2 separate regions of the Homo sapiens genome follow, and region 2 is linked to region 1. A link is an interaction called in ENCODE POLR2A ChIA-PET data of the cell type or tissue named here. Cell type or tissue: GM12878. All regions are shown on one strand. Each heading gives the region's core, and the rest is flanking DNA. Links, peaks and the distances in the headings are about the cores only.

Region 1 (2,802 bases), core at 32-2,531:
AAAAAAAAAAATCTTAAGTGGCATTTACAGTGTTTGTGATTCTAGATCAGGCTACGTTTCATTCCATAAAATAAATAGAATGAGTGTTCAGATGAGTCAAGCACAGGTTAGTTTTTATGGACAAAAAAGGGTAGAGAAAAATAGAAACAGAAGGAAAAAAAGCAGATGGGTCCTTTCAAAGTTACTTTTCTTGTAAAAGGACTTCCGTATCATGCCGGCTCACACTGGCTTGTTTGGGGTTTTGGCTCTTCCTTCCCTCTCCTGATTCCTCTGAAGGTTTGATAAACAACTTAGTGTTGCTTAGTGACATAGAACTTTAGCGTGAGTGACTCCATTTTGGTTTGGTCTGTTGAGCCAAGCACAGGAGCTCAGTGCAAATCAATGGCCTCCTATAAAATTTATTTAACTGAACCCTTGTGCATTGCTGGTGGGAATTTAAAATGGTGCAGCTACCATGGAAAATCGTATGGCGATTCCTCAGAACATTAAACACAATTACCATATGATCCAGCAATTCTACCTCTGGGTGTATATCCAAAATAATTGAAAGCAGGGACTCGAACAGATATTTGTACACTCACATTCAAAGCAGCAACATTCACAATAGCCAAAAGGTGGAAGCAACCCAAATGTCCATGGAGGGATGAATGGTTATGCAAAATGTGGTACATCTATACAATGGAATATTATTCAGTTGTAAAAAGGAAGGAAATTCTGACACATGCTACGAAATGGAAGGATCTTGAAGATATTATGTTAAGTGAAAGAAGCCAGACCCAAAAAGACAAATACTGTATAATTCCACTCATATCAGGTGCCTAGAGTAGTCAAGGGGAAGTTACTGTTTAATCGCGATAGAGTTTCAGTTTGGGAAGATAAGAAAGTTCTAGAAAAGAATGGTGGTGGTGGTTACAGAACAATGTGAGTGTACTTGGTGCCACAGAACTGTATGCAGTACTTACAAATGGTTACAATGGTAAATTTAGGCCAGGAGTGGTGGCTCATGCCTGTAATCCCAGCATTTTGGGAGGCCAAGGCAGGAGGATTGATTGAGGCCAGTAGTTTAAGACCATCTTGGGCAACACGGTGAGATCCCCATCTCTATAAAAATACATTTTAAAAATTTAAAAATTAGCTGGGCGTGGTAGCACACGCCTGTAGTCCCAGCTACTCGGGAGACTGAAGTGGGAGGATCACTTAAGCCAGAAGTTCAAGGCTACAGTGAGCTATGATCGCGCCACTGCACTCCAGCCTGGGCGACAGAGCGAGACCCTTCTAAAAAATAAAAAGGTAACATACATGTGTATGTATTGTAACACCATTAAAAAACAGAAATTTAAACGAAGAAAAGTTGGCTTCTAGCCCTTTGATCTAGCAAAGCTGACAGTGTCCTCACCTACCAATATAGGTAGATGACTCCTTACACGTGGACAAGCACATCCACCTGGCCGCTTCTCCCCTTTCCTCCCCTCCCCCGTTCCTCTCCTCCCCAACACATCCAGGTTCCGACCCTGCCACCCCCAACGAGTCTCACTGCGCAGGCGCGGAGCGGTGGGCAGGAGCGGGCGTGGCCTGACTCTGCGCCTGTGCGGAATTCCAGCTGCGACTGCTGAGGGAGAAAATGATGCCCAGGTTGGGCTCCCCGGCCCACCGGCCGAGGAGAGGCCTGCGCTGCACACGCGCAGACCGAGCATCCGCGTCAAGAGGCGAAGAGAGCGCGCGCTCCCCACGTCCTGCGCTCCTGGCTGCCGGGCATTCGTCTCAGCCGTGACTCTCGCCAGGCCGGGGCTGGCGCGCCCACGTCTGAAGAGCGATGCCCCGGGAGATCATCACCCTGCAGCTGGGCCAGTGCGGCAACCAGAGTGAGCAAGCGAGCGCCGGCCCCGCCGGTCTCTGGTTCTGCCCCTTCGGGTCCCACCCAAGTGCCTGGCTTCCACCAGTCCCCCTTTCCCTTCCATGAACCCCCTGCCCTGCTGCTCTGGATAACCCAGACCGAGAGCTGCGCCTCCAGCCCGGGGCTGGGGCAGCTACCAAACCCAGGCATCTTGGGTCCACCCTCTGATCGTGTCAGCCTCTGAGACTAAAACTGGGCTCCTCAGGCCTTAAGGCTCCAGCAGACCCGGGCATCTCCCCCCTCCCCCAGTTGGGTTCGAGTTCTGGAAACAGCTGTGCGCCGAGCATGGTATCAGCCCCGAGGGCATCGTGGAGGAATTCGCCACCGAGGGCACTGACCGCAAGGACGTCTTTTTCTACCAGGTGCCCCCAGCGACTTGGCCGGGGGCGGCAGTGGCCCAAGGGGGCGGAAGGGAAGGGAGTGGCCTGGTACTGGGAACCCCGCTGGGCAGTAGGGCCAGGCGGCTGGCTTGAGGAGGGAGGGCCGGAGGGAGCCAGAGTTGGGAGGACTTCGGACTTGGGCCGCCCTAGCTGATTGGGCCCCCTCCTGGACTCCCCTTGACAGGCAGACGATGAGCACTACATCCCCCGGGCCGTGCTGCTGGACTTGGAACCCCGGGTGATCCACTCCATCCTCAACTCCCCCTATGCCAAGCTCTACAACCCAGAGAACATCTACCTGTCGGAACATGGAGGAGGAGCTGGCAACAACTGGGCCAGCGGATTCTCCCAGGTGTCCTAGCGACCATTCCAGAGACCTTTGATATTCCCATCCAGAGGCAAGGCAGGCTCAAGCTACTAGGAATTTGACCTGACTGACAGAAAATAAGAGACAAAAGGATGTCCCGAACAAGAGGGACAGCCAGGGAGAGGTTTATGCAAATTTTGTGCAAATCATTTGCAATAGTA
Region 2 (2,802 bases), core at 232-2,731, 230 kb before region 1:
AAAGTGCTGGGATTACAGGCGTGAGCCACTGTGCCTGGCCTCGCCCAGCTAATTTTTTGTACTTTTAGTAGAGACGGGGTTTCACCAGGTTGGTCAGCCTGGTCTCGAACTCCTGACATCAGGTGATCCACCCACCTCGGCCTCCCAAGGTGCTGGGATTACAGGCATGAGCCACAGCACCCGGCCTCTAAAAAATTTTATCTCTATCCCAGCAACTAGTTTCTTTTCCAGGAGACATCAATTATTACTATATTCTCTTTTTTTTTTTTAGGTGGAGTTTTGCTCTTGTTTCCCAGGCTAGAGTATAGTGGCACCATCTCGGCTCACTGCAACCTCTGCCTCCCGGGTTCAAGCAATTCTCATGCCTCAGCCTCCCAAGTAGCTGAGATTACAGGCATGTGCCACTACGCCTGGCTAATTTTTGTATTTTTAGTAGAGAAGGAGTTTTACCATGTTGGCGAGGCTGGTCTTGAACTCCTGACCTCAGATGATTCACCCACCTCGGCCTCCCAAAGTGCTGGGATTACAGGTGTGAGCCACCATGCCAAGCCTATTATTACTATTCTCTTGCGGAATCTTCTATAGACTATTTCTGCATATATGATCATACATATATATATTTCAGCACTTTCCTGTTTTCAGTTATTAATATGTTTTATGGATAGTTCCATATCAGTACATGTAGAACTGCCTTGTTTTCCAATGTATACGTCTACTATATTTGTTTAACCAGTTCCCTATCAATGGACATTTACAGATTACAATTTAAATCTCATGGGGGAGGAGTTGCTGAAGACAAGTGGGATTTTTTTGTTTTTGTTTTTTGCTTTTGAGGCAGGATCTCATTCTGTTGCCTAGGCTGGAGTGCAGTTGCTCAATCAGGGCTTACTGCAGCCTCGAACTGCTGGGCTCAAGCAATCCTCCCAACTCAGCCTCCAGAGTAGCTGGGACCACAGGTACACACCACCACACCTGGCTAATTTTTAAATTTCTTGTAGAGACAGAGTCCCAGCCATGGGGTTTTGCCACGTTGCCTAGGCTGGTCTTGAACTCCTGGGCTCAAGTGATCCTCCCGTCTTGGCCTCCTGAAGTGCTGGGATTACAGGAATGGGCCACTGTGCCCAGCCTCATCAGGAAAGTATTTCTATACCACTTCTTCAAACAGGAATGTCAGAATTTGTGGATGAGTCAAGTTATGTCCCAGGGGTAGTCCAGTGAATACATCTCTGACTCATTTAATGCCTCCTTAATGGATGATTTCTGTAAAAGGGCCCTACCCCTGCATGCCTATGTTGGAGAAAAATCTGCATCAACAAGTTTCTCTCACATTCCTTTTCTTACTAAATGCCAGCTAAGTCCAACAGGGGGCATGCTGAGGCATATTGTACTAGCTCCACCAGCACAGATGCCGCAAACTGGAGCAGAGCAGTCCTTTCCAGAGCATTTCACTCCATTCCAGTGAAAATAAGCAGTTTCTCTTCATTTGTAACTGCATTCAGCATGCCATTGCCTGCATTCAGGGTTGTTGGTTTGCATTTTCCATTGCTCACTCTATTTGCTTGCTGAAAGGCACACTGTTCCATTGTGTGCTTTCAGCCACTGAGACAGAATCCATAAAAGGGATAGTGAGGTAAAAGCAAACAACCCCTTTGGCCCAGAAAAAGGACACCAGGATGCAACATGTCAGCAGTTAGAATCTTACAGGGTGCTCTATCGTATTCTTCCATCCATCTACTTGTTCAATAAAACATGACTACTTCGCACTAGCCATTTACTGGGCTAGGGACTTTAATGAGGATAAATCAAGTCTAGTCCTTTTTTTTTTTTTTTTTTTTTTGAGACGGAGTCTCACTGTTGCCCAGGCTGGAGTACAGTGGCGCCATCTCAGCTCACTGCAACCTCTGCCTCCCAGATTCTCCTCCCTCAGCTTCCCAAGTACCTGGGATCACAGGCACCCACCACCACATCTGGCTAATTTTTATAGAGTTGGGGTTTCGCCATGTTGGCCATGGCTGGTCTTGAACTCCTGATCTCAGGTGACCCGCCTGCTTCGGCCTCCCAAAGTGCTGGGATTATTGGCGTGAGCCACTGCACCCGGCCTTTTTTTTTTTTTTGAGACGGAGTCTCGCTGTGTTGCCAGGCTGGACTGCAGTGGCGCGATCTTGGCTCACTGCAACCTCCGCCTCCCGGGTTCAAGTGATTCTCCTGCCTCAGCCTCCTGAGTAGCCGGGATTACAGGCACACAGCACCATGCCCAGCTAATTTTTGTATTTTGAGTAGAGATGGGTTTTACCATGTTGGCCAGGCTGGTCTCAAACACCTGATCTCAGGTGATCCACCCAAAGTGCTGGGATTACAGGCATGAGACACCACGCCTGGCCACCCCCAGCATTTTTTTTTTTTTTAAAGACAAAGTCACATTCTGTTGTCCAGGCTTGAGTGCAGTGGTGCGATCTCAGCTTGTTGCAGCCTCGACTTCCTGAGCTCAGGTGAGCCTCCTATCAGCCTCCCATGTAGTTGGGACTACAGCTGTATGCCACTACACCTGGCTAAATTTTTTTTTTTTTTTTTTTTTTGTAGAGATGGGGTTTTGCCATATTTCCCAGGCCACTCTTGAACTCCTGGGCTCAAGTGATCTGTTCACCTCGGCCTCCCAAAGTGCTGGCATTACAGGTGTGAAACTCTGCACCTGGCCAGATGCATAGTGTCTGACACAGCTGAAAGCTCCCCCCCAGCATAGGGAAAGCAGTCACTACTCTCAGGAAGAGTGGGGAAGGGTTCACAGGTGAGGGTAGGTACAAA

The links. ChIA-PET counts read pairs that join two places held together with the same protein. Peaks named below come from ENCODE experiments on the same cell type or tissue, not always from the same donor. Only the 100,000 strongest peaks of a DNase experiment are listed, where the experiment ranks them.
Region 2: POLR2A ChIA-PET joins it to region 1 with 5 read pairs; 3 of 35 experiments call an interaction of 5 or more read pairs at or near these places.

What each region holds. Positions count from the first base shown.
Region 1 is chr17:42,657,691-42,660,492 of GRCh38, forward strand. It overlaps TUBG2 (tubulin gamma 2), which reads left to right and starts at 1,594. Exons shown (of 11, transcript NM_016437.3): 1 at 1,594-1,862; 2 at 2,144-2,256; 3 at 2,459-2,626. The coding sequence starts at 1,814. RefSeq lists enhancers at 1,426-2,193, 1,551-1,610, 1,621-1,690, 1,741-1,810. In GM12878, for the core only: no CTCF peak of the experiment used is centred there; no DNase peak of the experiment used is centred there; H3K4me3 peaks cover 1,312 bases; H3K27ac peaks cover 841 bases.
Region 2 is chr17:42,427,222-42,430,023 of GRCh38, forward strand. All of the region lies in intron 2 of LOC102725238 (a long non-coding RNA gene), which reads left to right. Among named protein-coding and RNA genes, the nearest start is that of CAVIN1, 5.4 kb to the left of the region's middle. In GM12878, for the core only: a CTCF peak has its summit at 1,368; a DNase peak (open chromatin) is centred at 1,379.